Linked DNA regions of Homo sapiens: regions 1, 2 and 3 are each linked to region 4. Evidence: chromatin loops called from intact Hi-C (ENCODE). Cell type or tissue: heart left ventricle. All regions are shown on one strand.

What was found. Hi-C counts contacts between places; a loop is a spot of excess contacts. Peaks named below come from ENCODE experiments on the same cell type or tissue, not always from the same donor. Only the 100,000 strongest peaks of a DNase experiment are listed, where the experiment ranks them.
Region 1: it touches region 4 in a loop (2.3-fold over the local background); 21 of 110 quality-filtered maps call a loop at or near these places.
Region 2: a loop joins it to region 4, with 2.2 times the contacts of the local background. A loop is called at or near these places in 21 of 110 quality-filtered maps.
Region 3: it touches region 4 in a loop (5-fold over the local background); 51 of 110 quality-filtered maps call a loop at or near these places.

What each region holds. Positions count from the first base shown.
Region 1 is chr5:1,066,305-1,071,304 of GRCh38, reverse strand. All of the region lies in intron 17 of SLC12A7 (solute carrier family 12 member 7), which reads left to right. Among named protein-coding and RNA genes, the nearest start is that of MIR4635, 5.8 kb to the right of the region's middle. RefSeq lists enhancers at 2,094-2,593, 3,316-3,815. In heart left ventricle, no CTCF peak of the experiment used is centred here; DNase peaks (open chromatin) are centred at 1,754, 2,704 and 3,464.
Region 2 is chr5:1,051,420-1,056,419 of GRCh38, reverse strand. It overlaps SLC12A7 (solute carrier family 12 member 7), which reads left to right. Exons shown (of 24, transcript NM_006598.3): 23 at 2,938-3,071; 24 at 3,969-5,000. The coding sequence ends at 4,060. Among named protein-coding and RNA genes, the nearest start is that of MIR4635, 9.1 kb to the left of the region's middle. In heart left ventricle, a CTCF peak has its summit at 3,114 (motif pointing left); DNase peaks (open chromatin) are centred at 349, 2,979, 3,119, 3,589 and 4 weaker places; H3K27ac peaks cover 1,921 bases.
Region 3 is chr5:987,362-992,361 of GRCh38, reverse strand. It overlaps LINC02982 (long intergenic non-protein coding RNA 2982), which reads left to right. Exons shown (of 2, transcript NR_104615.1): 2 at 1,805-5,000. Among named protein-coding and RNA genes, the nearest start is that of LINC02982, 7.5 kb to the left of the region's middle. RefSeq lists an enhancer at 517-1,231. In heart left ventricle, a CTCF peak has its summit at 1,999; DNase peaks (open chromatin) are centred at 2,001 and 2,271; H3K27ac peaks cover 917 bases.
Region 4 is chr5:1,138,020-1,143,019 of GRCh38, reverse strand. It overlaps a transcript of SLC12A7 not described here. Among named protein-coding and RNA genes, the nearest start is that of SLC12A7, 28 kb to the right of the region's middle. RefSeq lists an enhancer at 1,683-2,526. In heart left ventricle, CTCF peaks have their summits at 2,326 and 2,533 (motif pointing right); a DNase peak (open chromatin) is centred at 2,539.

The DNA.
Region 1 (5,000 bases), 72 kb after region 4:
GGGGGCTCACTGGGGGCTCACTGGGGGCTGCATAAGTGTGATACCGTGTGCTGGGGGCTCACTGGGGGCTGCATAAGTGTGATGCCGTGTGCTGGGGGCTCACTGGGGCTGCATAAGTGTGATGCCCGTGTGCTGGGGGCTCACTGGGGGCTGCATAAGTGTGATGCCGTGTGCTGGGGGCTCACTGGGGCTGCATAAGTGTGATGCCGTGTGCTGGGGGCTCACTGGGGCTGCATAAGTGTGATGCCCGTGTGCTGGGGGCTCACTGGGGCTGCATAAGTGTGATGCCCGTGTGCTGGGGGCTCACTGGGGGCTGCATAAGTGTGATACCCGTGTGCTGGGGGCTCACTGGGGGCTGCATAAGTGTGATACCCGTGTGCTGGGGGCTCACTGGGGGCTGCATAAGTGTGATGCCCGTGTGCTGGGGGCTCACTGGGGGCTGCATAAGTGTGATACCGTGTGCTGGGGGCTCACTGGGGGCTGCATAAGTGTGATGCCGTGTGCTGGGGGCTCACTGGGGGCTCACTGGGGGCTGCATAAGTGTGATGCCCGTGTGCTGGGGGCTCACTGGGGGCTGCATAAGTGTGATGCCGTGTGCTGGGGGCTCACTGGGGCTGCATAAGTGTGATGCCGTGTGCTGGGGGCTCACTGGGGCTGCATAAGTGTGATGCCCGTGTGCTGGGGGCTCACTGGGGGCTGCATAAGTGTGATGCCCGTGTGCTGGGGGCTCACTGGGGGCTGCATAAGTGTGATGCCGTGTGCTGGGGGCTCACTGGGGGCTCACTGGGGGCTGCATAAGTGTGATGCCCGTGTGCTGGGGGCTCACTGGGGCTGCATAAGTGTGATGCCCGTGTGCTGGGGGCTCACTGGGGCTGCATAAGTGTGATGCCCGTGTGCTGGGGGCTCACTGGGGCTGCATAAGTGTGATGCCGTGTGCTGGGGGCTCACTGGGGGCTGCATAAGTGTGATGCCCGTGTGCTGGGGGCTCACTGGGGCTGCATAAGTGTGATGCCGTGTGCTGGGGGCTCACTGGGGGCTGCATAAGTGTGATGCCCGTGTGCTGGGGGCTCACTGGGGGCTGCATAAGTGTGATGCCCGTGTGCTGGGGGCTCACTGGGGGCTCACTGGGGGCTGCATAAGTGTGATGCCCGTGTGCTGGGGGCTCACTGGGGGCTGCATAAGTGTGATGCCCGTGTGCTGGGGGCTCACTGGGGGCTGCATAAGTGTGATGCCCGTGTGCTGGGGGCTCACTGGGGGCTCACTGGGGGCTGCATAAGTGTGATGCCCGTGTGCTGGGGGCTCACTGGGGGCTGCGTTAAGTGTGATGCCGTGTGCTGCTGAATTTCTGCCCACTCAGAGCTTTGTGGGGAGGGACGGGTGAGTGCCCCGGGCGTGTAGCATGCTGGTGCCAGCTCTGAGCCCTGCTGCTGCAGTCGGCTGCCCCAGGACATCGGGGTCTGAGACTTTGTGTCTTCATTTCTCTGATTTTCAAACTTCTTATGGGAAGCTTCACACTATCCAGAAACGGAATGATGACACGATGAAAGCCTGTGGGGTCCCATCACGTCACGTCACGTCACGTCACCTGGAGTTACTTCTGTATTTCTTGCTAAAGCAGGGAGCTTTTGAGTGCCCACCTGCGTGATTTTCATGCCAAGGGCACCTCATTCCCAGGCAGGGCTGGCTGCCGTGGGCGCCTCGAGCCTCCTCCTTCCCCCTCATGTGTGTGGGAGTCTGTGGGGCCTATACCACGTGCCTGTTGCAGTGGTGTGTGTCCGAGGTCCCTCCCATGCGGGTGCCCCCTCTGTCCTTGCTGTGGGTTGGGAGCCAGCTCCCTGCTGCCAGGCCCCCACTGGGACCTTGTGGGTGTGTCCAGGCATCTGCAGCCGCCCCCCACCGCCTCCCCGGTCCGTTTCTCTGCACAACCACAGCCGCACTGAGGCCCGTCCAGGTCTGGGCCGGTCAGCCTAGGGGTGGGAACCCTGCTCAAGAGGGCTGTGGGCACGTGGATGGTAGCAGCCTCAGGTGGTGTGGCCTAGGGCCAGGATCCCATGGAGGTAAAAAATGGCCCCCGCCGCTCCCGCCACGTTGGCCACGTGGATGGCCACCTTCTCAGGCTGTTGCACAGGTTCGCCTTCCCAGGGAAGACAGGAGATGCTCTGGGCCTTCCCTTTCCCTGACGGCGGCGTCATGGCTCACCACGGGTTCAGGCGTTAGCTGCTATTGACTGTGAACCCGTGGATTTAGGTATCGTGGTTTTCGGGGGGATGTTCACGGTCCTGGTCCCCATATGTCCCTTTCCGTGTTCCTTATCCCATGCTGGAATGCTCTTAGGAGGAATCCCGGAGTTGGAACTGCCCTGCTGGCGTGGATTCTAAGAATCCTGGCACTGCCTGGCCTCCCTGGAGGTGTGTGAGGGCGCGTCTGTGCGCACGAGGGACAGGGCAGGGATTGCAGTGACTGGGGGATGACGGGACCCCCTGCCACGCTCTGCCACAGTCTTCACGGCCATGGGAAGAGCTGCGCTCACTTATACTCTCACGTTAACGGAGCTCACAGGCAGATCCTCTCCGTCCGACAGCCCTTCGGCTGGGGGGTCTGGGGCAGCCTCAGACAGGAGCCCGCTCTTGCGGACGGGAGGACGAGCGCACCCTGCCCCCGCTGCTCTCAGCGAGCCTTTGGCTGTGACTTAGCTGCATTGGTTGCGAGGGCTGGAGCCAGCCGCAGGCCCCGCCTTCCCTTGGCTGCCTTTGGGGCTGCACTGCCCTGGGGAGCCGTATTCTCCTCCATCGTGGCTATGTTAGTGTGAAATTAGAGAAATCTGGGCAAATCTTTTTTATTTATTTGTTTTTTAATTTTTATTTATTTTTTGAGACAGAGTCTCCCTCTGTTGCCCAGGCTGCAGTGCAGTGGCGCCGTCTCAGCTCACTGCAACCTCCACCTCCCGAGTTGAAGCAGTTCTCCTGCCTCAGCCTCCCAGTAGCTGGGATTACAGGTGCCCACCACCACGCCCGGCTCATTTTTGTATTTTTAGTAGAGACGGGGTTTCGCCACATTGGCCAGTCTGGTCTCGAACTCCTGAGCTCAAGTGATTCGTCTGCTTCGGCCTCCCAAAGTGCTGGGATTACAGGTGTGAGCCACGGCAGCCTGTCTGGGCAAGGCTGTAAAGCATGGACATTTCTCTAAGAAGCGTGCAGCTTCGTGACTCATGCAGTCGCCAGGGAGGCTCATGCGCGCCCTTGTGCTCTGTTCTGTGTGGCACTGATTGGCATAAAAGGGGTCCTAAGGCCCTGGTGTTCTTGCTCCCCGCTCGTAAAGTTGTCCTCCGGGTTGAGGTCTGTCTGCACGGAGGCCTCTGCGACTGCTGCGCCGGGCAGGTGCGGGGACTTGTGATAACAGGGTCCCCGACACGGTGCTGACTTGTGATAACAGGGTCCCCGACACGGTGCTGACTTGTGATAACAGGGTCCCCGACACGGTGCTGACTTGTGATAACAGGGTCTCCCCACACAGTGTTGAGTTCCTGCCAGGCCAGGGCAGTGCCGCGTCCTCCTGAAACCCTGCAGTCCTGCAAGGTGGTTTTCCCAACAGTGAGGCCAGAAGAGAGTTGAGATCCCCAGCTCCGACTCCTCGGAGCCAGCACGTGGGGGTGAGCACAGCAGCCAGTCATGTAGGAAGTGGCCCCGTGACGTGGCTCCAGCACTTGGAGGCCCTCAGGGCCCCTCCAGTGGCTGCATCCAAACTTGGCTGATCCTGAACAGCCGTTTCCCTGGGCTCCGTTCTCCGGCCAGATCGGGGCACAAGAACAGAGAACCTGAATTGCCCTGCAGAGGGGTCTCGTGGGGATGAGAAGCAGCCGCATAAAGGGGCTGCTGTGTGGCCTTTGCTGAAATAGCCACACTTCCTGCCTTCTTCCCACATGACGCCCGATGCGGGTGCTTCCCTGTGCCTTCCTGCCCAGAGACGGCTGTGTCCACCCCGCAGCGTCCGCCTCCAGCCGGTCTCTGCCTCTCTGGGGCCCCTGCCTCCGCTTGCTGGCTGGTGCCCCTTGGGGGTAACGTGTTCAGGCCTTTCCTGACCTAAACAAAAGTCTCAAAGAGGAGCATATCTGCTGGCCCTGCACCCTGTCCCGTCTTGCGCCCGGGCAGCTGGGCAGAAGGTGGAGGTGTCTGGAGAGCAGGGTAAGGACGAGGGGTGCCTGAGGAGGAGTGGGGCCGTGGGAGAACATTGGATGTTGTTTTGTGTGTGAAGGGCTGGTGGAGCTCTAGGTGTGAGCCAGGGTAGGGGGTGAGGATACCAGTCAGGCTGACGTAGGGGCTGCTGGAATCTCGGCAAAGGAGGCAGGTGGTGGCTCTGATCCCTGAGTGGCCCGGGGCTGCTGTGATGGGACACAGACCACACGGCTCACAGCAAAGGGCGTCTGTTCTCTCCTAGTTCTGGAGCCCAGGAGTCTGAGATGAAGGAGACCGCAGGCCACGCTGCCTCCAGAGTCTCCCGGGAGGATCCTCCTGCCTCCTCCAGCTCCTGGGCCCCCGGGCGACCCTGGGCGCCTGTGCCTCCACGCAGTCTCTTCCTCCCAGTCTGAGAGCTCTTCCTGCCTTCATCCTGTAAGGTCACTTGTCAGTGGCTTCAGGGCCCACCTCTGACCCAGGATGCTCTCTCAACATCATAACCTAATTACAGGGTTCTTCAATACATCCATAAAGACAGGTTTTCCAAATAAGGTTGCATTCTCAGGTTCCTGGGGCTGGGATGCGGGTATCCTCTTTTTTGGGGGCACTATTCAACCCACTGCAATTGAGCTCTCGGCCCTAAAATTCATATCTGCCACACATGTACAGTATGTTCACCCCATCTCAGTGTCTCCTGAAGTCTCAGGCCTGCACAGACCAGCTCTGAGTCCCAACTCTCATGTAAATCTCATTGCTCGGAGCTCCCAAATCTCATCCTCTAAGCATCCAAACCAGAAGCCAGTGAAATGTGGGGTCTGGTCCATCCTG
Region 2 (5,000 bases), 87 kb after region 4:
GCTGCGGCTCCCACGTCAGTTTCCTGTTGCCTTCGCTCCCCTCTGTTCACGGTGGCTCCAGCACACGCCTGAAGCCTCTTCCTAAGTGAGGCCCAGGAACTGAGACCTGGGAGGTGTCCGAGCCGCTCCGGAGTGGAGGGGAGGCGTGCGCCTCGCAGGGCCCGTCAGTGAGTCCATCCACGTCCTTCTGGGTCAGGCGCTAGCTGAGTCGCGTTCCCACCTGGAATGCCTTCCATGTTAAAGCTGTCCAGCCTCCAGGCGGAGAGGGGTGCAGATCAGTTCTCTGTGTGGTCGGACCCTCGGCAGGAGCTACCTGCGTCTGAGCTCCGGGGCAGGTGGGAGGGTGTACCCTGGACGGACCCCCAGGGTGCTCCCTGGGAGTCCTCGATGCCGTCTCTGTCCCCTGCCTGCCCCCGCCAGTAACCGCCTGGGCCATGTTTTCCTTGTGGGCAGGCAGTGCCTGGTGCCTGAGTGAGGAACGCCTTGGCTGAGTGGCCACACTTCCCTTCCCTTTTTATCTTTAACCCCGAAACCTGAATTAATCAGACTCAAGAAACTGTGCAGCTATGTGCGAGGCGTGCAGGGAATCCCTGTACTTCCTGCTCCGTTCTGTAAATCTGAAAGTGCCTTCAGAATAGCGTGTTAATTAAAGCCGAAGAACGACGTAGACCCAGGAGTAGGGTTTGACACACACATGCACAGGCACACACACTCGGGGACCCTCAGTGGCACCTGTGCCTCCTCCCAGCGCCGGGGCTTGCCTCCCCTTGGTCGGGGCGGGGGCAGGTCCCCACAGGCCTGTAGGGTCAGGAGAAGGTGGGCCAGAATGGACAACGCGTGGGCTTTGTATTCATGTGTGGCGTGCGTCTGGGATGGCATTGACTCTCTTGGCCCAGCAGTTTCTCGGGGTTGGGCTGGGAGAAGCCCTCCGAAGATCTGGAGGTCGGCCCTGACCTCTTCTGGGCAGTGCGGGCGTGAGATGTGCGTGGCTTACTGTGACGTCCCCGGGAGCACACTTAACGGATGTCTGTTTGTGTGCGTGCTCGCATGTACCTGTCAGCGCACCTGCCGGTGGACGTGTACCTGCCTGTGTGCACGTCCACGTACGTTAGTGTGCATGTCTGTGTGCACATACTATGCATGTCTTACATGTTAGTGTGTCTGCACGCATTTGCACATTGTGACTGCATGCCTGTTTGTACATGATAGTGTATGCACTTGTGTATTAGTGTGACTATGCCTGTGTGTGTACACATCAGTGTGTCTGCATGTATGTGTGTGTGCGTATACACATTAGTGTGCGTGTCTGTGCCTGTGTCTGCACTGGTCCTCCTTGCTGTGGCGGCCGGCATACTCCACCAGTAGCCAAGGGCCAGGTCTCCGCCTCACCCCAGCACTCACTGGCTGTGGACACGCTGCCCACTCCGACCCCCCTGTGCTCCTGGCCTGCTTTCACTTCCTGGAGCTGCTCTTTGTCCCCAAACACACTGGTAATTGTGGTCTATCCAGAAGTCGAATTCAAAGTTCCAAGTTCCTGGCACGAAAGCCCCTTGACTGTGCTGTGGACAGAGACCCCATCTGTAATTAGACCAGGCTGGAGAGAAGATAGAAGGTCTCTCCCTGTGTTCCTCCTGGAAATTGGTGGTTATGATCACGTTTATGTGGCTTAAGCGTCAAGCGGATCAAAGGGCGTGAGCCTGGATAGCGTCCGTGGGGCCTCTCCATGACCCTGCATGGGCGGCCTCTGTCTGTCCGCCGCCGCCCCTCTGCGTCCAGGGCGCTGGTGACCTCCCCCAGGGGGCCACAGTCACGACCGCACGGCTGCAGCTGGCCTGAGACCCGCTCCGACTTTCAAGTCCACACACGGGCCGGGTTTTTCCAACACAGAAACGCAAGTGCTCCCCTCCGCCCAGCGTTTCCCCAGGTGGCCTCCTGGAACGCCAGTTCTGCTGCAGTTTAGGGGCCTGCCTAGGAGGGGACCGTGGGGTAGAGGAGGGAGATAAGCTCTGTCCCGCAAGGGCCTGAGCACCTCACAGCATGATTCTGCAGTGTCCCCAAACCTACTTGGTTGGGGAGCCTCCTGTGGGGCTGTGGCCGGGCCCAGGCCGCCAGGGACGCTTTGAGACATGGACCGGCCACAGCAGCTTCAGAGAGCAGACAGGGAGGGTCGTGGAGCAGAGCTGCGTTGTGAGGACGGAAGGCGGGGGCTGGACGGCCACACGGTGGAAGTGCTTGTCCTTTAGCCCTTGGCCAGACAGGGGCAGGGTGGGCCGTAGGAGGGGACCCAGTAGTGGCCACTGAGGGCCTGTGCCTCCAGCTGAGTCCTCGGCATACCCTGTCCTTGTCAGGCCTGGGAGCTTCAGCAGCAACGGCTGCACAGGCCGGTGTGGGGGACTCTGGGCCTTTCCTTCCTGAGCTTCCGGCCCCTTGGACCCAGTTGTATCAGGACCCTCGGAGAGGAGGCCATGTGTGCCCAGCCTGACGGGTCTGTGTTTGGCAGTGTCTGACGTGGGGTTTAGGGGCGATGATGTAGATGTCAAGAGAAGCGTGTCAGCCTTGAAGGCGTCAGGCACATGGGCCACCCAGACGGCTTCCACTGTTCTGCCTGCTTTGCAGATGTAGATGTAGTTAGGAAAGCGCTTGCGGTTTGTGTTGTGTGACTGTAGCCCTTAGAAGCTTGGCAGCCTTAGTGGGCTGAGTTCTAGGTCCCTGGAGGCCAAAGCATCCCGCTGCTGAACGCCCGCCCTGGCTGCAGTCAGCGCCTTTCGCTCGGAGCCGCCACTTCTGCATCCTTCAGGGTCAGAGAATCCGCCTGATCCTGACTCACACAGCCCTTTCCAACACGTGTGAATGCAGCTCATCAGGGCTCAGCTCAGCCTCGTGTCCGGAGCGTGGGGTGCACCCGCCGCCCGCTGACCGTGCCCACCTCCCCTGCAGGGACCAGTCCAACGTCAGGCGGATGCACACGGCTGTGAAGCTCAATGGCGTCGTCCTCAACAAGTCCCAGGATGCGCAGCTGGTCCTGCTCAACATGCCAGGTCCTCCCAAAAACCGGCAGGGAGACGAGAACTGTATCCTTTCTTGCAGTGTGCCTGCTGAGCGTGCGGGCACCCCCTGGTGGCTTCTCGCTAAGACCTGGGTTTGTGGGTGCTGGGAGTGAGGCTGGCTTCCCGCCTCTCCTTCAGCCCCAGGCTCTGGGAGCTACGACCGGGATGCAGTGGGGCTCTGAGCCCAGTGGTGACCGGGCCAGAGTTGGGGCCAGCCCTGGCATTGGTGTGGGGGAGGGAGGGCCCGCCTACAGTACCAGCCCCACTGTCCCCAGGTGCTCAGGGCTGCCCTGGGGCTGGGAGGCTCCCTGTCATGCATCCCCACAGCAGCTGTGCATTCTGGGACCTCCGCTGGGGCTCAGCCCCACCCTGCGCCGACAACGGTGGGAGGTGAGGAGCCCAGCTCTCGGCTTTAAGGCCACAATTGGTCGCAGCTTTGGGAATTTGTGCTTTGGAAGGAGAACTCCGCAGTGCATCTGGGCGTATTGGCACAGACAGGGTGACGCCTGGCACATCCCTGCCAGGTTGGCACCAAGAACTGGGGCCAGTGAGGGCATGTCCTCCATGCGTCCTGATCGGAATCCGTGGCCCAGGTCCCCTGTAGGCTGGTGAGGACCCAGTCCCGTGGCTGGGGTTCCCTGTCGGGTGGGGTCAGCACCGTGGGCTGTGTCGCTGTCTCTGCTCGTCCTCCCTGTGGCCACGGTGCTCCCTCTCTTTCCCGAGCACTGGCCCCTCTCTCCCCTGCCCTGCTCCTCCCCGCCTGGGGGGTCTCTCTAATCCCCACCTCTCTTTTCACCTTGGCTCTGGGTTTCTCAAACCAAATCTTAGCTAACCAGGAGAGGATAAACCTCACTCCTATCACGATTTCAGCTACACACGCTCAGGTAAGATCAGCTGTGGCCTTAACTCTGTTGACCACAGACATGGAGTTTCTTGAAGTCCTGACCGAGGGGCTGAACAGAGTCCTCCTGGTCAGGGGTGGCGGCCGGGAGGTGATCACCATCTACTCCTAATGCCCAACAGCATCACGGCACTCTGGGACAGGCACGGAGGACGGCGTGGGCAGCCTGGGCCTGGGCTTGGCCCAGGGAAACAGACGGCAGACACACCTGTCCCCCAGTGATGCCGCCCAAGCTGCCCATGGGGCTTCCTACGGAAGTTTCTAGGCCCGTCACCTAGGGCTCTCCTGTTCAGCCTTAACAGGCTCAGCAAATCAGGGCGTGGCTGGACGATTTCCTTGCATCTGAGGGCAGACGCTGCTACCGGAGTGACCTGGACGTGGCCAGATCTTCTCGCAGGTCACAAGAAGCCAGTGAGCCCTTGCCTTGGTTTCTGGAAGTTCTTTTCCTTGGCTGGATTTACCCAGTGGTTAGGTTGCATTTCTACCCCATCCAGAACATTCTTGGAAGAGCACCCGGAGCTGAAGCTGTCCCTGATGATGAAGGTGAAACGTCAGCCCTGGCCATGGCTCCGCTCAGGGCCCCGGTCACCTCCGAGTCACTCTGTTCCTTGACTGTCTTTGTGTTTCTGTACCTCAAGGCACTGAAGCTGGAGGACTCTGTCCATGCCCGTGTCACCCTCGTGTGGGAGCCTCTGGGCTCGGCAGGTCCACATTTCATGAGCTGAGGCGTGGGCCAGGGCCATCTGGAAAGGGAACTCGGCTTTTCCAGAACGTGGTGGATCATCTGTCGGGTGTGTGGTGAACACGTTCAGTTCATCAGGGCCTACGCTCCGGGAAGGGGCCCCCAGCTGTGGCTCTGCCATGCCGGGCTGTGTTTGCAGCTGTCCGAGTCTCCATCCACCTTTAGAAAACCAGCCACTTCTTTTCATAAGCACTGACAGGGCCCAGCCCACAGCCACAGGTGCGATCAGTGCCTCACGCAGGCAAATGCACTGAAACCCAGGGGCACACGCGCGCAGAGTGAACAGTGAGTTCCCCCGACAGCCCACGAC
Region 3 (5,000 bases), 150 kb after region 4:
AACCACCACTTTTATTTTAAAAAAAAAAAAAAAAAGCACAACAGGACAGACCCGTGGTTCTGTTCCTGTGCCACTGAGGGATGCCTGACCTTGCACAACTTAGGGTCATCTCGATTTCTTTATCGCAGAGGCTGGGGGTGGAGCCATGCCATTTCTGATGGGACCTGTGCAGGAGGGGTCGCCCGGGTGGGCACAGTGCCGCTCTCTTTGCTCTCCCTGGAAGATGGGCTTGGTCTGCAGTCCACACATCTCAGTCCTTACTTGCCCATGTACCAAGGTCCTGGGCACTCCACCTCCCCTTGGGCCAGACAGACCCTGATGCTGCCTGGGAGCCTGCAGAGAGAGGCGGTGCAGATGAAGGCCACCAGGTTCCAGAAGCCCCCTGCCAGGGCATCCTCTTGGCTCAGTCCCATAAAATCACTGTGGGGAGCAGGAAGTATCTGGGCCAGGCCCCCTGATCTTCAGGGCTAACCCTGGGCCAGGATGGAGATGAGGTGTACGGTGGAATTCTGCACTGGTGAGAAGTCCTGGAAGGGCTGAGAGCCGGGGAAGGGATTGCATTGGTTTCTTTCTGATCATCAGAGGGTGTGATGGGCATGCAGGTCCTCATCGCCAGTCTCCTCTGCTCCAGCACCCAGGGGCTCGGCGTCTGCCCACTGGTCCCTACCCCTCCTGGGGTTGGGGGTGGCACTGAGGGAGGAAACAGAGGCCTCCCAGGGCCAAGCCACACAGGCCAGCTCCATCTGTCTCACCCACCTCCCTGAGCTCACCATGGGCTGTGGGCCATGGCTGGTGGGCCAGGTGTGCTAAGTCCCCAGGCCTGGCCCCACAGCTTGTGGGCAGTGGTGGGGACAGGATGTGACAGCCGACCTCCTCTGGTACAAGCCTGTCTGCACCTGCCCCCTGTGACTGGGAGGCTCAGCTTCCCAAGCATAGCTGAGCTCCAGGGACAGCCACTCATAAACCTAAAAATTGGCCGGGCGTGGTGGCTCACGCCTGTAATCCCAGCACTTTGGGAGGCTGAGGCGGACGGATCATGAGGTCAGGAGATCGAGACCGTCCTGGCTAAAACTGTGAAACCCTGTCTCTACTAAAAAATACAAAAAAAATTAGTTGGATGTGGTGGCGGGCACCTGTAGTCCCAGCTACTTGGGAGGCTGAGGCAGGAGAATCACTTGAACCCAGGAGGCAGAGCTTGCAGTGAGCCGAGATGGTGCCACTGCACTCCAGCCTGGGCGACAGAGCGAGACTCCGTCTCAAAAAAAGAAGAACATGAGTTCCTCTGTGGTTGGGTGGAGGGTTCTGTAGGCATCAGTCAGATCGTGCTGATCGATGTTGTCCAATGTTCTTTATTTTTTTTATTTTTTTGAGACGGAGTCTCGCTCTGTTGCCCGGGCTGGAGTGCAGTGGCGCGATCTCGGCTCACTGCAAGCTCCGCCTCCTGGGTTCATGCCATTCTCTTGCCTCAGCCTCCCGAGTAGCTGGGACTACACAATGTTCTTTCTTGCTGCTTTGTCTGCTTGCTCTTTTTTCAATTATTGAGAGAGTGATGTTGAAATCTCTTACTGTAATTGTGATTTTAAAAATTTCTCCTTGCAATTCTATCAATTTTGTTTCAAGTATTTTGAAGCTTTGTAATTACGGGCACAAATAATTAGGACTGCTATGTCATCTTGATAAATTGCCTCTTTATGAAATGTCGCTTTTTTACCCTTGGTAATATTCTTTGCTTTGACAGGAGGGGTGCTGGGGGCTTGATGCCACCAAGGACCCCAGACCAAGTCATCTTTTTTTTCTCGCTCAGCTTTGAAGGGAAGTTAAAGACAAAGAGGAAGAGGCTGTATTTCATTCTCCCAGATGGCTCCTGCCAGCCTCCAGAGAAAAGGCAGCTTTCTTCTTTAGAAAATTGGCAGGACAAAAGAAGGAAGTCGACTTGGAAAGTCCAGCGACAGACCTCGTGCCCCTGCTCTGGGAGGCCGCAGGTCAATGGCTCCCCCTGGCTTCAGGGGACACAGCTCAAGCCTGGAAGGAGCCCATGGCCAGCCTGAAAGCCTTGCTCACACCCAGCATCCGCAGCTGGGGCAAGAGCGGCTACTCCCAAGACAGGAAAAGACACACAGCCTAACTTTGCCACTGTGAAGGGAGACTTCTCTCTAATGCCTAACTAGACACTTATCTTCCAACCTCCTCAAAATGCCTTCAATAGAAGTCCCAGGAAGACACGGAGCCCCAGCCGCCCACTGACTCCTACAGGATGCAGCTGCGCCAGGCAGCCCATCCCAGGGGGCCCAGGCCAAAGAGGGGCCAGGGTGCTTCCCCTGAGAATGAAAAGGGATGTCGGGTAGAGGGGGAGGGTGATGTGGGACTCGCTGGTGGCTGTTAAAGGAGCTCGCGTCTCGGTTCCTGCAGGAAAAGTGCTTTGAGCACTCGCCTGGCCTGGTGAAGAAGGAAGGCAGTTGGCGGGCATTTTTGGAAGCTCTCACCCCCCATGCTGGTCCTGGTACCCCTTCTCCAGGGATGCGGGGCCCACATTCATCACAGTGGGGTTCCATAGATGATGGTCCTGTCATATCAGGGTTCCCATTGAAGGGGGCCCTTTTTGGCACTTTCTTTTATTCCATTAGTCTGTTTGCCTGGTCACACATTTTATTGCTTTTTCCCGCAAAAGAATCAATGTGGGAATTTATTTATTTATTTATTGAGACGGAGTCTCACTCTGTCACCCAGGCTGGAGTGCAGTGGTGCAATCTCAGCTCACTGCAACCTCCGCCTCCCTGGTTCAAGCAATTCTCCTGCCTCAGCTTCCCAAGTAGCTGGAATTACAGGCATCTGCCACCATGCCCGGCTAATTTTTTGTATTTTTTGTATTTTTTTTTTTTTCTGAGATGGAGTCTCTCTGTGTTGCCTAAGCTGGAGTACAGTGGCGTGATCTCAGCTCATTGCAACTTCTGCCTCCCAGGTTCAAGCAATTCTTCCTGCCTCAGCCTCCCAAGTAGGTGGAATTACAGGTGCCCACTACCATGCCTGGCTAATTTTTGTATTTTTTAGTAGAGACGGGATTTCACCACATTGGCCAGATTGGTCTTGAACTCCTGACCTCATGATCCACCTACCTTGGCCTCCCAAAGTGCTGGGATTACAGGTGTGAGCCACTGCACCTGGCTGATTTTTTATATTTTTAGTAGAGACGGGTTTCACCATGTTAGCCAGGATGGTCGCAATCTCCTGACCTCGTGATCCACCCACCTTGGCCTCCCAAAGTGCTGGGATTACAGGTGTGAGCCACTGCGCCCAGCCAGGAATTTATTTTTAAATTAAATTTGATTTATTTAGTTTCCTAACCCTTTTATTGTTTTTAGGCAATTTTTTGAAGTATAATATGAATAAGAAAATTATGGTGAATTGTTACAGCATCGAGACCTCCAAGACCAGGACATAGAACAATCCCAGCCCCCAGAAACCTCCACCCCATAAGGCTCCACAACCCCTCTTCTAACACACAGATTACCTTCAGCTCTTCTTGAACTTCATATAAGTGTGAAACTCACCCATGCTGTTGAACACAGCACTGTTTCATTCATGTAAGCGGCCTTATAGTATTCCATTATGTGAACGCAGTTTATTATCCGTTCTGTTAATCACAGTAGTTTTTACCTGTTGTGAGTAAGGGTGTCACAAACAGCCTCATGTGTACTTTGTGGCAGATGGAATTCTTGTACAGATGTGGAACATACACTGGATTTGAAGTGCTGGGTTATAGAGTATGCACATGCTCAGCTTTATCAAACAGGGCTTAACAGCTTTTCAGAGTGGCTGTGCCAACTCACACTCTCCAACAGTCTATGGGAGTTCCAGTTGCCCCACACCCTTGCCACCACTTGCAATTGTCAGCTGTAAATTTTAGCCATTTTGTCGGGTGTATATTGGTATTTTATTGTGTTTTTGATACTCGTTGCTCCCGCAATCGTTGAAGTTGAGCACGGTTGTATATGCTTATTGGCAATTTGGATACTGTCTTTGCGTTTTCAAAAATTGGGTTTTTGTCTTTTATTGATTTGTAGAATTTCTTTATTCTGAATTTGAGTTCTTAGTTGTGCTTGTGTGTGTGCACATAGTAAACACACACACAGGTTAAAATAATTGGGAGATCATTAGAATGAGATGACCCCAGCGCCTTGGGTTTCAACTCAAGCAAACCAAAGTCCATCTCAGTGTACATGGTTATAGTTCAGGTAAGCAGAAACCACCGGCTGATCTCTAACACGGGGCTTTTGACTGGAATGATTTCTTTCCCTTTCTTTCTCTTTCTTTCTTTCTCTCTTTCTCTCTTTCTTTCTCTCTTTCTCTCTTCCTTTCTTTTTTTCTTTCCTATCTTTCTGCCTTTCTTTCCTTCCTTCCTTCCATCCTTCCATCTCTTTCTTTTTCTTTTCTCTTTCTTTTCTTTCTCTCCCTCTCTCTTTCTTTCCTCCCTCCCTTTCTTCCTTCCTTCCTTCTTTCCTTCCTTCCCTTCCTCCTTCCCTCCTTCCCCTCCCTCCCTAAAATTCATAGAATAAAAAAATGCCTGAATAGCCAAAGTAATCCTAAGCAAAAAGAACAAAGCTGGAGGAATCACATTACCTGACTTCAAATTATCTTACAAGGCTATGGTAACCAAAACAGCATGGTATTTAGGATTGTTTTCCCAATTCTTTGAAAAGCGATGTTGGTATCTTCATAGGAATTGCATTGAATCTGTAGATTGCTTTGGGTAGTGTGGTCACTTTCACAATATTGATTCTTCCAATCCATGATCATGGGATGTATTTCCGTTGGTTTGTGTCATATACAATTTCTTTCAGCAGTGTTTGCTAGGTCTCCTTGTAGAGATATTTCACCTCTTGGTCAAGTTATTTCTAGTTATTTTATTTTACTTTTTGCAGCTATTGTAAAAGAGCTCGGGTTCTTGATTTGATTCTCAGCTTGGTCATTGTTGGTGTATAGCGGTGCTACTGATTTGTGTA
Region 4 (5,000 bases):
GCCTTCTTTGGCCGCCTCTCAGCCCCCGTTACCATGAATACCGGGGCCCGGGGCCTGGGGCCCAGGGCCCAGTGCCCTCCCAGGATGGAGAATGGGCCAGGAAAGTCCATTTCCTCTTCTGCTGACCTACTCCCCCTTACCTCCCCTGAGTTCTGAGCACGTTGCCCAAAGAACAGGGGCTCTGAGTGAGTTTGGGATTGGAGGGGAGGGGTGTGTATGGGGGGGGCAGCTGATGGTCACGGGTATTCTAGGGGGAAGATGTGGGGAGGGCCGTGAGCACCTCCTGCCTGGAGTTCTGGGCAGTGGCTCAGGAAGAGGGGAGGGGGACAGAGAGAGACACAGAGACAGAGACAGAGAGACAGGGAGACAGAGACAGCCAGACAGAGACAGCGAGAGACAGAGACACAGAGACAGAAAAACAGACAGAGACAGATGGACAGAGACAGAAAGAGAGACAGAGAGAGAGACACACACAGAGAAGCAGAGAACAGGGAAGAGAGGGGAGAGGGGAGAGAGGGGAGTGGGGAGGGGAAAGGGGAGGGGGAGGGGAGGGGGGAGTGGAGGGCAGAGAGGGGAGGGGACAGCGAAGATGAGAGAGTGAGGAGGGGAGAGGGGAAAGGGGAGAAGGGAGAGGGGAGACAGGAGAGGGTGGAGGGGAGAGGGGAGAGGGAAGAGGGGAGAGGGGAGAGGAGAGAGGGGAGAGGGGAGACGGGAGGGGCGAGGGGGGAGGGGAGAGGGGAGAGAGGGGACAGGAGACGGGGGAGGTTTTCTTCCTCCTGATTATGGGGGCACCAGGGCTTATAGGGCTGGGCTGCCCCTGCCCTGTGGAGCGTCTGGGCTCTGTATGGAGGGGCCCTGTCTGGGGCCCAGAGATGCTGCCAGGGGTGGCCGGGTGAACTGACTGCGGCCCAGTGCAGCTCTGGGGAGGGGAGTGGCCACCCTGACGCCACCTGCCCCGCCTCTAGCACCAGAAGCAAAGGTGGAGGCCAGGAAGCCCCGGGAAGTCCTGCAGGGCTGCAGGGAAGAGGGGTATCTCTAAGCAACAGCCACAGTTGGTGGCTGGGAGCACTTCAGACTCCACATGACCAGGTCTGATCCTGCCAGCAGCACCCATGATAATGGTGACTTGGGCAAAATGAAAGTTCACTTCTCCCTCACTAAGCATTTTGTTCTGAATTTGTTCATCTGTTGATCTGTCCCGGCGAACCCTCTTGTCTCTGCCTGAGTGTCCAGTGGCCTCTCTGCACCAACGGAGTTATTCCTTGTCCACGCTGTCCTATGCAGCAGCCACCGGCCACATGTGGCTATCGGCACTTGAGCTGTAGCTGCTGTGGCTGAGGACCTGGATTCTTCATTTTTTAAAAAAAATTTTAACTTAAATATAAACTTCAGTGACCACACAAGCTTAGTGGCTGCTGTCCCAGTGAGGTCTGGGTGCTGAGGACACAGTGGGGAAGACAGTCCCCAGGGAGCCTCCATCCCAGGAGATACAGAAAACAAGCCAGGGGAGAGCACAGAGAGGGAGGCAGGGACAGCTGTGGTGCCCGTGGCGGCTCTGGTGCCCATGGCGGCTGTGGTGCCCGTGGCAGCAGGGACGGCTGGGACAGCCAAGTTACAGGCTCAGTGACATCTCTCCATTAGGACTGGGAGAGGACTGGGGGTCCTACTGCCTAGCACTTGAGAATGTGATGGTATTGGGAGGGAGCTGTTTGCAGAGGTCATCAAGTGACAGCTCACAGGGGTGCATCCTAATTCAATATAACGGGTGTCCTTATTAAAAGGGGGAATTTGGACACAGAAATAGACACTCACAGAGCAGGGACGATACAGAGACACAGGGAGAAGCTGGGGCCTGCAAGCCAAGAAGAGGCCGGAACCGGTGCCCGCCTACAGCTCAGGGGAGCAGCCCAGCCACACACTGACCTGGGACTTCAGGCCCGAGGCTTCGAGACGTGTCTGTGGTGTGCACAGCCTGGCTGCACTCATTTCCACAGCGGCCCGAGCGTATTGGTATAAACGTCCCGTGTCCACCCTCCCCCTCAGCCTGGCTGCTCTGAACTGGCCCAGGCCCAGCTTGCCCACCTTGGCTGCAGCCCCCAACGGCTCTGCCTCATGCTGAGCCTCCCAAGGGGTTCCCCTCAGAACATTCTCCCATGGCGTGGTCACCTAGAAGCTACTCCGAGCTGTCATGCCGGTGCAGTGACCACATCCCTCCCCAGCCAGTGCTTGTCAATGGCCCTCCTGGGTGAATCTCCCTTCCCTGCACCCCCTCCGCCAGCCACCTGAGCCCTCCCCGGGGCCCTGGGCTCCGCCCTTGCGCCTCTCGTTGCCTGGTGAGCAGAGCTTTCTTGTCCCACTGGAGTAGAGAGCGTGGAGCCAGCGGTGCGAGTTCCTGAGCACGGGGAACTCCGGGATTGCTGGGCATGCTGGCACCGTCCTGAACCCCATCTCCCTGTTTACAGAATGACGCCTCCCTCCAGGGACAGCTGTGGGGAGGGGAAGCCAGCAGGGAGCACCCCCCCTCACCAGCAGGGGGCACCCACTCACCAGCAGGGAGCACCGCCTCGCTGGAGCTGCACCTGTTTCCTCCTCCCCTGCTTACCAGTGTCTTCCAGACCCGGTGGGGGGGAACAGAACCGAGGGAGATGGAGACGCAGGTGTGGCTGTGTGTGCAGATTGGCGGTCAGGATTCACCCGAGGGGCCATGGGGATCACATGCCTCATCGCCTGGGATGTGCTGGCTGGGGCAGGGCCACCTTTCTCAGGAGGGGGATCTGCCTGGGTTCCCATGGGGCCCTGCTCCCTGCATGCAGGTGGGCCGGGGCTGCAGCGGCTGGTACGAGACAGCCAGCCAGCGATGGGAAACAGCGTTTCTGGGGGGCCTTCTGAGGGCAGGACGGCGCCTCTGGGGTGCTGGTTGAGGCCAAGGCGGTGGTGCCTGGTCACCGACCTCGGAGCGTTTGATGCCCTGAGACCTGGGATGCTCTGGGAGACAGAGGTGCAGGCCGGGCGTGTCCTGACACCTTCCAGCATGTCCCGGCCTGGTCCGCATCTGTGACCACAGAGGTCTTCTTGGCACTTCTTGGGATCAGAGCCCTGAGGCCCATGCATCCGGAAACGCCGTTTGGAGATGTGGAAAGTCCCTTTTGACTCACAAAATCTGCCTTTGTCTCAGCAAGTGTCCCAGAACCGTGGGGACGTAGTGGCCCTAGACTGGGAAGTGGGGCTCGGGAACCAGATTCAGAATTACTCACCTTCCCCAAAGACACGGGGCCTGCCGGGAGGAGGGACGTGGGTCACAAAAGTGGGCCGTGGCCACCCCAGGGTCAAGCAAGCTCGCCGTGTGCACTCGGGGAAGGCAGGCTGTGCGGACGCCTACAGAGGAACATGGGGGCCACTCTGCCTCCTGTTTCCCGGCACCCACACCCGCTAGGGCCACTGCCCAAACAGTTCTCGAGGCAACCTCGGTTCCAGGTTCCGGCATGTGGCACCATTGCTGCTGTGTGGACACCACCCCTCAGAGAAGGCCAAGCCGGCAAGGCCCAGGCAGTGTCAACCGCCCCAGCTCCCAGAACCGCATCTGTCAGGCTGAGCCGCCTCTTGGTTTGGGGCCCAGGGCCCTCGTGAGGATGTAGCTGAGCACCAGCTGCATTTGCCTGGAGTGGTTCCTGCCTTCCAGGGGCTGCTCCCCACCAGGGCTGGGCTTGGGTGCAGGCACTGGGGCCGCACGTCCTGGGGAGATGCTGTTACCAGCGAGGGTCCCCCGCCAGGATCCCAGCCGGCTGCCGTGGAGGCCAAGGGCTCACACTTTCCCCCTTCCTCTTGCCTACGGACCATGAGGACTCAGCAGCCACCTGGTGGGCTACGCCCATGGGGATGAGGAGGGAGCCCAGCTGTGGGGACCATCGGAGGCTCCCAAAGTGCACCTGCTGCCGCCCAGAGCCCCCCCCCCACCCCAAGCTTGGGTGAGGGGCGACCCCTGCAGCTGTTTCAAAGTCAAGACTTCAGCTTGCTCTCCTTTCAGAGGCCTGGGTGGTGGGTGCAGGTCCAAGGCTTCTGGCCAGTGCCCTGGAGTCGAGTATCCCCGGCTCACCTCAGGGCACATGTTAGGACCCAGCATGTGTTAAGGACCTGGTAGAAAGCTGTGTGTTGCAGTTGAACAGACACCCTGGGGCTCCCACTGTGCACACAGGGCTGTGTCGGGCAGTGGGGCTTAGCTTCCTGGGCCTCTCTCTGGAGCCCAAGTCCTTCTAAGTTTGGACCTTGATCCTGTTTTGGTTTCAAGGTTTGTAGTAAACTAAACGGTGGCCTCCAAAGAGCTACATCTATGTCCTGATTCCTGGAACCCGAGAATATGACCTTATTTGGAAAAGAATCTTTGCATGTGGGGTAAAGATCTCCAGCTGAAGTCGCCCCAGTTTATGTGAGCGGGCTCTAAGCCCACTGGCAAATCAGAAACAGACGAGGAGAGAGGCACACAGAGGAGGAGGCCCTATGAGGTTGAGAGGTGAAGCCCGCTGGGCCTCTGGGTAGGGTGGGGACTTGTAGAACTTTTCTGTCTAGCTAAAGGATTGTAAACACACCAATGAGCAGCTCTGTGTGTAGCTAAAGGTTTGTAAATGCACCAATCAGCACTCTGTAAAAATGGAGCAATCAGCACTCTGTAAAATGAACCAATCAGTGTTCTGTAAAATGGACCAATCAGCAGGATGTGGGTGGGGTCAAATAAGGGAATAAAAGCCGCCCTGCCCTGCCCCACCCCGCCGGCAGTGGGTGGTGCCCTGGGGTTCATTTCAATGATGTGGAAGGTTTGTGTTTTTTTCCGCTTTTCCCCTTTTGCAATAAATCTTGCTGCTGCTCACTCTTTGGGTCCGTGCCACGTTTAAGAGCTGTAACACTGCAAAGATCTGGGACTTCATTCTTGAAGTCAGCATAAACCAAGAACCCACTGGAAGGAACCAACTCTGGACACAGCGTGACCACTTCTGAGAAGAGGAGGG